2 separate regions of the Homo sapiens genome follow, and region 2 is linked to region 1. Evidence: read pairs that join two places in POLR2A ChIA-PET (ENCODE). Cell type or tissue: PC-3. All regions are shown on one strand. Links, peaks and the distances in the headings refer to the core of each region. The heading gives the core; the rest is flanking DNA.

Region 1 (5,395 bases), core at 261-5,260:
CAGTGTGTAGCTGTCCCAGATTGGCTTTTCTCTTAGCGATACGGATTTCAGTTTCTCTGTCTTTTTGTGGCTTGATAGCTTATTTCTTTAGTGCTGAATAATATTTTACTGACTACATATTGGAGACCTTTCTCTCATGCCTCATGCCCTTCCCTCTGGAACCTTCATATTTGTCATGTGACTGTTACTTCAGCTCTGTAACATAAATCTAACTTCATCTCTCTTTCTAAGCCTGGATGCCCAGACCCTGTGCCAATTTGTAAGATTTAGTTTTGAAGATCACAAGTATTATTAGTACTGTGCTAAGTACTCATAGGATTAAATGAATTAATACATGTACAACATTTAAAAACAGTTTCTGACACTTAGTTTAAGCACTAAATAATTAGCAACTACTACTATCACCACCCCAACTACTACTATTTATGCATGGGAGTAAATTTTGAGATTGGCTTTTTTCTCCCACTCAGCGTAACGTCCACGATGTCCATCCAAGTTATTGCATGTGTCAACAGTTCATATGAACATATTGCCTCACTCACAATTAGGCAATATTGTTTGTTACCTTGGTTTCTTTAACCAATATTGTTTCTAAAACCTACTCCTCACTACTCAATTTGTTTCTTATCTTGTAAAGTCTTTGGTAGCTCTTTCAGAGGGGACCAGTATTAGACTGAGTACATATTTTTTCTTCCTAAATAGATGATAAATTTACTTGCTATAGAATTAGGTGAAAAATATTTTTCTTCTTAGCCTTGAGGATACTGTTTCATTCTCTTCATGCATCCAATGTCATTTATGAAATGTCTGATGTCAAAGTTAGTATAATTGTGAATCTTTGTAGCATTTTTCTCTTCATCCTTGGTATTATGAAATTTTATGCAGATCTTTTTATCTTCATCATGTTTGGCGCTTTTAATGGCCCATTAGACCTGAGATCTAATATCTGTTAACTTTTCTTTCATAATTTTGATCACACTTTCCTTTTATTCTGTATTCTGCAAGAATTCTTGAGTTAACATTTTATTTCTCCAGTTTATTGTTTTCATTTTGAACTTTAGTGTGTCCCTCAAGTTTTTCTTTATTTCACGTATCATATTTTAAATTTAACAAATATCTAGTTAACTCTAAGTATGGCTGCAATATCCTCTCACATCAGTCTGGTAATTAAACACACTTATTCTAAATTCTTGTATCAACTGTCCTTTTAACTTTGTTTTCTTGGCATGTCAATTTCTTCTGATTATTGTGCTTTATGCCTCTCTTTCAAGTGTTAGTCTCTTTCAAATGATTGGTAATTTTTGGTTATGTGTTCATCTTTGCATTTGAAATTTTCTGCTAGCCTCCCTGTAAATGTTGGGTTTATTTATTGCATTTTCTTCTGGGAGAGTGGTTAGAAATATTTCCTGGTGCTGAGTGCCAATATCCAGTCTTCTGAGAGTCCATGCTCTCTTCTTCCCTCTTGGGGATTATGCACAGCACTGCTCTGTCTTCCCAGCCCTTGCACACATTCTCAGTGCTTCCATATGATATGTGGAGAGGTCATACCTCATGGCTGTCTCTGTTAAACTCTGTGTCCACCTTTACTGATTTCAGTAGGAATCATAGGAAAAGACAGAAATACTATTATTTTACATATTTCTCATCAGGATATCCAACAAGTTCTGTTTGATATCAAACATAAATCCTGGGACTATTTAATTATGCCATTTTCCTAGACTCTGTAACAACTTTCACAACTGCATCTGTAATCTCTCTTATTTATTACTATCCAGAGTCAAGTTGACTTTACAGAAGTAAATTATCTCTTTCAGTCGTTGTATCCAATCACACAAGCTAAAGGAAAAAGTATACTTAATGACTCATATGAGTGGGAAGTCTTAGGAATTAATCTAGCTTCAGATAAGGCTCGATCTGTGGTTCAAACAATGTAATCAAGCTTCTCTCTAAGCCTGTAGGCTCTCCTGTCCTATTTTCTTAGAGATGCTTGCTCTCAAGATAATGCAGCAAGATAGTCCTAACATGCTTAAGCCATACATGGTCGTTGGTGTTCAAGATCTCAGAATGAGAGAGACCCATTTCTTTTCAGAATTTATATTAAGTCACAGAAAAAAACCAACAACTCTAATCAACTGTGCTAGTACCAATCACTTATGAAGGGTTTGGGGGAAGAGTGTTTTGATGAACCAGTAGGCACCAAAAATAGGCAAAAATCACATGATTGAGAGTCTCAGAGTCTCAGTAGCATGCTATAAAGTGGGGAAGGTACAGTTCTCCAGGAAAAGAGGGGCCCTCTTTCTGGAAGTAGGAATATTAGTCACAATTCAGCAAGAGATGTTCAGTACAAGAGGCAATAAAGATGAGGGCAAATAAGAGGGTGAGTCATATTTTCTGTCACTAATCCCTCATCTCTCTTTTTATCTCTCAGGAAGCTTTTCTGAAATTTTACTTTCTCCTCATATGAGTCATATAGGGAATTTACTTATTGATTCATTCATTTTCTTATTTACTTCCAGTCATTTATTACATGCCTGCAGTTGCAAACTTGAAAATAACTGGGATGCCACGTGTGGACGCTTATCTCTAAAGTTTGGGATTATTTTAATTAACTCCTAAAAAGCTTCTGCACAGCAAAGGAAATAATCAGCAGAGTTAACAGACAACCCACAGAGTGGGAGAAAATTTTCACTAACTATGCATCTGACAAAGGACTAATATCCAGAATCTACAAGGAACTCAAACGAATCAGCAAGAAAAAAACAAACAGTCTATCAAAAAGTGGGCTAAGGACATGAATAGACAATTCTCAAAAGAAGATTTAGGAATGGCCAACAAACATATTGAAAAATGCTCAACATCACTAATTATCAGGGAAATACAAATCGAAACCACAGTGCAAACCACCTTACCCCTGAAAGAATGGTCATAATTTAAAAAATAAAAAATAATAGATGTTGGTGTGGATGTAGTGAAAAGGGAACACTTTTACACTGCTGGTGGGAATGTAAACTAGTACAACCATTGTGGAAAACAGTATGGAGATTCCTTAAAGAACTAAAAGTAGATATACCACTACTGGGTATCTACCCAGAGGAAAAGAAGTCATTATATGAGAAAAGACACTGGCACACACATGTTTATGGCAGCACAATTAGCAGTTGCAAAAATATGGAACCAGCCCAAATGCCCATCAATCAATGAGTGGATAAAGAAAATGTGGTATATATATATCATGGAATACTACTCAGCCATAAAAAGGAAGGAAATAATGGCATTCGCAGCAACCTGGATAGAGTCGAAGCCTATTATTCTAAATGAAGTAACTCAGGAATGGAAAACCAAACATCATATCATATGTTCTCACTCATAAGTGGGAGCTAAGCTATGAGGACATAAAGGCATAAAAAGTGATCCAGTGAACTTTGGGGACTTGGGGGAAAGGTTGATAGCGAGGTGAGGGATAAAAGACTACACATTGGGTACAGTGTACACTGCTCAGGTGATCAATGCACCAAAATCTCATAAATCACCATTAATCACAAATAATCATCCTAAAAAAATAAAGTTTGGGGATTATTTATATATGAGTAAGATACATTCCCTGCCCTCATGAAATGTATGATTTAATTGTAGTGTTATATGTGTCTAAATGCAGATACATAAATAACTATTTCTAGCACAATACAGAATAGCCATATGAAAATGGTGCAGGAGTGCACAGAGAGGGGGTGGTTGAGTATGCCTACACCACCTGGGACTTGACTGACCCAGATCCCACCTGGGATCTGGGACTTGAAGGGTGACTGAAATCTCATTGGTTGGAGAAAGCCATGAGGGATATTCTTTCCATAAAAAAGGAACAGCCAGGACAATGGATTGAATGCAAGAATATATGTTTCATATGATCTTTAGCTAATTCTGGAAAGGAAAATCCATTAAAGGGCCACCTTTAGAGCCTAATTTATTGTGGGATATAGGAGTTTGAGCTATTCCAGAAGACCTCTTGTTTTACTTATAAGTTATTTCTATACTCTATAAAAGATTATCTCTCTAGTTGGATAATGAATACTTTCCAGGCAGGAAAAAATCTTATTCATCTTTATTTTTCCAAGCATGCCAAGCCTTTTCCAGGAACCATTTGTATTGATATCATTGTCTACATTCCAGAAGAGCAAGTCTTTCCTGGCAACAGGAACAGTACAGCGAATAACAGATGTCAGGATTCTCCTATTTTAAAGTTTTAGCCATCAATGGAAAATATTGAAAAACATAATTTGTCCTTAAATTCTTCATTTCTGAGTCAGAACATCAAAAATATTTGTGATATACTTCACATGGGCTTTTGCAGGCTTGATGAATTTTGGGGCCTCTCTGTCATATTTTGGATATATTCTCCTAATAGAGAACGTGTCTTTATTGTAGGCCATGCCCTTTTTACACAAAACCATCTGTTTAAAATAGGTGGCTGTTACATTCCACTTACTCCCTGGCAAATGTAAAATGAATCATTGTATTTTATTTAACAGGTATAGACTGAATCTTTAACATATGCTAGACGTAGTTCCTGATGCTGCGAACAAGGCACCTAGTGAACAAATACGTGGTCCTTACTGTTAGAGAACCTAGAGTTTACTGTGAGTAGAACAGGTAAAAATAATATATACAACTAAATTAATGAGATTATTTTGGATAGTGATACATACACTCATGAAAAGGAAACAGTGAAGTAATTAAGAGTAATAGGGAGTTGGAGTGATCTAGTTTTACATTGTGTGGTCAGGAAAACTTATCTGAGATTGGAATGACAGGAAAGACTCATCATTATGGATCATGGAAAGGAGTTTGGAAGCCATTACAGGGTTTTATCCAGGGATGTAAAATGATCTCATTTACAGTTTAAAAAGCTCAGTCTGGCTACTAGGCAAAGAATGGGTTGTAGAAGTTTCAAGATTATGAGCAAAAGATCAGTTATTGCCTGAGTCCAGGAAAGAGGTGATACTGTTTAAACTAAGATGGTAGCAATGGAGATAGAGAAGAGGAGAAAGATTCTCCACATATATTGTAAAAAAAAATATGGCAGAACTTTGAGAGGAATGAGAGAAGTAAATGAATCAAGGACAATTTATGACTACCTGTATGAATCTTGGAAACATTTCTGAGCTGGAGAAAACTAGGGACAAATGCATTTTGGAATATAAATCAAGAATTCTACTTTGATCATACTGAGTTTGAGATGTCTCCTAGACAGGTAAATGGGATATTAAGTAGGCAATTAGATATGCAAGTCCTAAGTGCAGTGGAGAAATCAGAGCTGGAGACAAATACTTACAAGTTATGGAAATCATCGATAGTATTTAAGCCAGGGAGTGGGTATCACCCCAAATTAGCATATAGA
Region 2 (5,395 bases), core at 309-5,308, 110 kb after region 1:
AACATACACAAATCTATACATGTAATCCATCATATTAACAGAATGCAGGATAAAAATCATATCATCTCAATAGATAAAGAAAAAGGATTTGACAATATTCAATGTCTTTTCATGAGAAAAAAACTCTAAAAAATTGAGTATAGAAGGATTATTAGAAGGATTATACTCCAACACAATAAACACTATATATGACAAACCCACAACTAATATCATACTCAATGGTGAAAATCTAAAGGCTTTTCCTTTAAGATGAGGAATAAGAGGATACCCACTCTTGCCATTGAATTCAACATAGTACTGGAAGTCCTAGCCAGAATGGTTGGGCAAGAGAAAGAAATAAAAGGCATCCAAATAAAAAATGAAGTAAAATGGTTTCTGTTTGCCAGTGACAGGAGCTTATATATAGAGAACTCTAAAGACTCCACCAAAAAACTGTTAGAACTGTTGAACAAATTCAGTAAAGTTGCAGGATACAAAATTCACTGCAGAAATACATAGATTTTCTATACGCTAACAATAAACTATCTGAAAAAGAAATCAAGAAAACAATTTAATTTAATATAGCATAAAAAAAACCCTTAGGAATTAATTTCATGAAGTAGGGAAAAGATCTCTTCATAGAATGATATCCTGTGTTCATGGATTAGAAAAATTAATATTGTTAAAATGTCCATACTGCCCAAAACATTCTACAGATTTAACGTCATCTTTATCAAAATTCCAATGGACTTTCTAACAGAAATAAAAGTAATAATTCTGAAACTTACATGGAACCACAAAAGACCGCAAATAGCCAAACCAATCTTGACCAATAATATCAAAGCTGGAAATATTAAACTACCTGATTTCAAAATCTACTGCAAGCTCTAGTAATCAAAACAGCATGGTATGGGCATAAAAACAGACACATAGAAGAATGGAACCAAATAGAGACCCCAGAAATAAATCCACATGTTTACAGTCAACTGATTTTTGGACAAAGGTGCCAAAAGCACACAATGGAGAAAAGACAGGCTTTTCAATAAATGGTGCTGACAGAACTGCATATCCACATGTGGAAGAATGAAACTAGAACCTTATCTCACAACATATAAAAAAAATCCAACTGAAAATGGATTAAAGACTTAAACATAGGACCTGAAACTGTAAAACTGCTAGAAGAAAACATAGGGAAAAATCTCTTTGATATTGGTATGGTCACTGAGGTTTTTTTGATATGACTCCAAAAGCACAGGCAACAAAACAAAAAATAGACAAAATGAGATTACATCAAACTTAAAAGCTTCTGTACTGCAAGGGAGACAATTAACAGAATGAAGAGACAACCTACGAAATGGGAAAAAACATTTGCAAACCATACATCTGATAAGGAATTAATATTTAAATTAAATATAAAAGAACTCAAATAAGTTAATAGTAAGAAAATGAATAATCCAATTAGAAAATTGGAAAAGGAGCTGAATAGATATTTCTTAGAGAAGACATTCTAATGGCCAAGAGGTATATGAAAAAAATGTCAAGCCTCACTAATCATCAGGAAAATGCAAATTAAAACTACAATGAGAGATTACCTCATACCTGTTAGTATGGTTATTATCAAAAAGACGAAAGATAAGTGATGGTGAGGAGAGGGAGAAAGGGAATACTTGTACACTTTTGATGGGAATGTAAATTAGTACAGCCATTTTGGATAACAGTATGGAGATTACTCAACAAATTTAAAATGGAAATACTGTATGATCCAGCAATCCCGCTAATGGGTATATATCCAAAGGAAAAGAAGTCAGTATTTAAGAAGATATCTGCACTCCCATGTTAATTGCAGCAATATTCACAGTAGCCAAGACATGGAAACAACGTTAAGTATGCATCAACAGATGAACTGATAAAGAAATTGTGTCATATATACACATAAACAGTTGGGTGTTGCTCAGCCTTAAAAAAGAAGGAAATCTTGCCATTTGCAACAACATGGGTGAACCTGGAGGACATTATGCTGGGTAAAATGGGCCAATCACAGAACACGGAAAGATAACTATTGCATTATCTCATTTACATGTGAAATCTAAAAATGTCAAATTCATATAAATAGAGTAGAATCGTGGTTGCTGAGGGTCTGGTCAGGGAGAGGGGCAAATAGGGGATGTTGGTCAGAAGACTCAAGGTTTTACTTTACACAGGATGAATAAGTTCTAGAGATTTATTGTACAGCATTGTGTCTATAGTTAATAATACTTTATTGCATACTTGAAAATTGCAAAGAGACTAGATCTTAAGCGTTCTCACCACACAAATAAAAATAACCATGTTAGGTGATGGATATGTTAATTAGCTTGATTGTAGTAATCACTTCACAATGTCTGCATACATCAAAACATCACATTATACACTGTAAACACATACATTTTTTATTTGCGAACTGTACCTCAATAAAGTTGAAAAACAATTCTGGACACTATTATAACTGTCATAACACTGCAGCACAAGGCAGAGGAGAAGAACATGTCTTATAAGGAGTGGGGAAGAATTGGCAGGATCCATATCTTTTTTCTTTCAATAAATTTCTTTAAAAATTATCTACCGAATCTCTGTGCCAATCTCCAATATGCTGTGATTACAGTTCTGATATCCATGCTGTTATATAGACATGGAGGGATATATGGTGGCTAGAGGTGCTGGCTTAGATGCAAACAAACAAATGCTATGTGTATATAAATATACACATATCTATGAAGTATACACATGTATATATCCATATTTATATCTAGATAGCTATCATCTATCTATATCTGTATATAGAGATCTATATCTAGACACTCTCATGCAGAGCAATGCATACTGAGTGTGGCCCGTGTGTTATGGTGGTAGCAGGGCCACCTGGCAGGTAGTTGCAGTGTGACCACTGAAAATCCTTAGTGTCATGAGACCTACATCCACAGAATTTGCTCTTTTGGATTCTCTTACCTTGTTACATATTCAAGTTGCAGTGAGATTTAGACCTGTGGCTGTTCCTCTTATGGCCTGAGATTGAATTTAAATCATCGCTGTGGGACTGCTTGATGTATGCAATGGTTTAGAGCAAGAGAAAGTTTACAAAGAAAGCACTCCAAAAATTGAGAGGACCCAGCTGAATCAATTCTCAGGCCTTCAGGAACCGTGGACTCAGGGCTTCTGTTTTTCTTCTTTCTGATTTTTCAGTTACTTTTCCTGCTACTGTGGAGGTGACTAATCCTACGTGAAAACCATACAAAGGCATGAGCAAGGGAAGAGCACTCTGTCTATAAACACGTAAAGCCTTAACCAAAGGTGACTCAGTGCTGCAATTAGATGTCCAGTCTCTAAAAACAAACTTCAGAGCTTCCTCATGGCTTTTTCCTTCTGGCTCTGTGGTGTGGGTTGGGCAGGAACAGATCATAATAAGGGAGGTTTATGATTCCAGCTGGCACGCTGTGGCCACAAATAGGATGTCAGCTTTTGATCAATGAAGCTCATAGGGAAACTCCAACCCTAAGATAAATGCAAAGACTGCTTTAATCAAGGAGAGTCTCTGGACACTATAATTCCTGTGAGAACACGAGAAGATGGTGGAGAAAATACTCATCCATAGGTGTGGTACTTTCCAACTCTTACTGCCAAGCTAACGTCAGGGAAGGGAGGGGAGAACTATAGACCATTTGGTGTTTTTCAAATGGTGTGATGCAACCCTTTAGAGGATAGTAAAATCGTTTTATTTGGGCATAAAAATACTTTTAAAATGGAATACAATTCAATGGAATAAAACAGTAACTAGAAAAAAATCACAGTGCATTGTGTGCAGTGTAGATAGTATTGTTTTATGAGAGTTTTGGGGCGTGTATGTGTGTGTGTGTGTTTGTGTGTATGCATTCATGTGTCCTGAGTTGGATTTGGTATGATGTTTTTTTTCTGGGGTGGGGGGGTTGTTTGTTTTTATTTTTTTTACTATGGGTCCTGGTCAAAAATGTTTGGTAAAGATTGCCATAATTTAGCTCTTTGCCACATACTTTTGGGATTCTGGGTTTTAAAAACTAACACTGAAATTCTAACCACTCAACACTGAGTTTTTTAAAGACTGTAACTTTCACTCTTTTTGGCAGTGTTTATCAACTGCTTTGGCTTGAGGAGATAACATGGGGTGGCAACAAGCTGCCTAAAAAAGTAAATGGGTGGTTTATAATGAAGCTCTTGAGGCAGATAAGACCAGGGAGAGAGGGTACCAGACAACATGTGTGTGCGTGTGTGTGTGTGTGTGTATCAGAGAGAGAGATTTAGAGACCAGGATTCACTAGAGGACACGGTGGGGGTGGGGTGGGGGTGGGGGTACTGTTTTTTCTGGTAAATAATCTAAAACCTTGTTGTCCATGCTGAGACCTCGACAAGAAAACAGGTTCCAGTATGTGATATGATTCGAAACCCAAAGAATTAACCTGAGTATCAGAAACCAGGAGTCCTTCTAGGAGTTTTGTTCCCTGCCTCAGGGAAACACTTTGTTTCTGATTGACAATAGAAGATATAAAGGAACTTTTGGAAAACCCAGGATAACATCACCTTGTTCTGGAAATTACTGAAGAGGAACCAAAGTGTACGGAGCCATGTCGTACTTATTTGATTTAATGTGATTATTTCTCCTGTCCTTTCTTATAGGATACTCACTTTGTTTCCAAATGCCATAGCTCGAAAATTACTGCTGATGTTGACATTTATCTTAATTTTCTGGATCATTTACTTGGCTTCAAAAGACCACACAAAGGTAGGAAGTTTCATTTTTAAGAATTTCACAGAAGGTCACGGTGACTTCATTTGAATGACCCCCTTTATCATGGCAAGAAATAAAAGTTAAAAGCATATCATCTTAGCAGGAGAATGTGGATCAGGGGTTCACTGTTCAGCATAAATCCCTTTGGCAATGCATATATTATTATTACTATTTTAAATGGCAATGTATACATTATTATTGTTTTTCTTTAAAAAATGGCAGATGGATTTGTGCCATCTCTGTACTAGTTGGCACTGTAACCATCCTGCGTCAAAATTCTCTCCTCCTCCCTTGGCCTCTGAGATTTCAAACTAATTAAGTTTCTGTTTCAGTCCTCTGCCTTCTTCACAGGGGTTTTCTTATTCTTTAAGTAGTTTAGTGTCTCCTGGCTCTTCCCTTTGTAAGTTTTTCTTAACTCACCTTGCTTCCAGTTTCTTTTCTTCCCAACCATTTAGTACAAACATAATCTTTCAGAAACTCTGCTTTTATCATCTTCTGGTCCTGATCAAATACTTTCACCACTGACAGTATAAAGAACAAATTCCTTTGTTTAGCCATTCGAGGCCCGTTTACATTTGAACCCAACTACCTTTAAAAGTGTCTTTCTAACCTTTGTCTAAC

The links. ChIA-PET counts read pairs that join two places held together with the same protein. Peaks named below come from ENCODE experiments on the same cell type or tissue, not always from the same donor. Only the 100,000 strongest peaks of a DNase experiment are listed, where the experiment ranks them.
Region 2: POLR2A ChIA-PET joins it to region 1 with 5 read pairs; 1 of 35 experiments calls an interaction of 5 or more read pairs at or near these places.

The regions. Positions count from the first base shown.
Region 1 is chr11:114,560,873-114,566,267 of GRCh38, forward strand. It overlaps a transcript of NXPE2 not described here. Among named protein-coding and RNA genes, the nearest start is that of NXPE1, 3.7 kb to the left of the region's middle. In PC-3, for the core only: no CTCF peak of the experiment used is centred there; DNase peaks (open chromatin) are centred at 1,879 and 2,399; H3K4me3 peaks cover 1,327 bases; H3K27ac peaks cover 1,775 bases.
Region 2 is chr11:114,674,995-114,680,389 of GRCh38, forward strand. It overlaps NXPE2 (neurexophilin and PC-esterase domain family member 2), which reads left to right and starts at 3,533. Exons shown (of 6, transcript NM_182495.6): 1 at 3,533-3,607; 2 at 4,663-4,768. The coding sequence starts at 3,582. It also overlaps a transcript of NXPE4 not described here. In PC-3, for the core only: no CTCF peak of the experiment used is centred there; a DNase peak (open chromatin) is centred at 3,317; H3K27ac peaks cover 1,411 bases.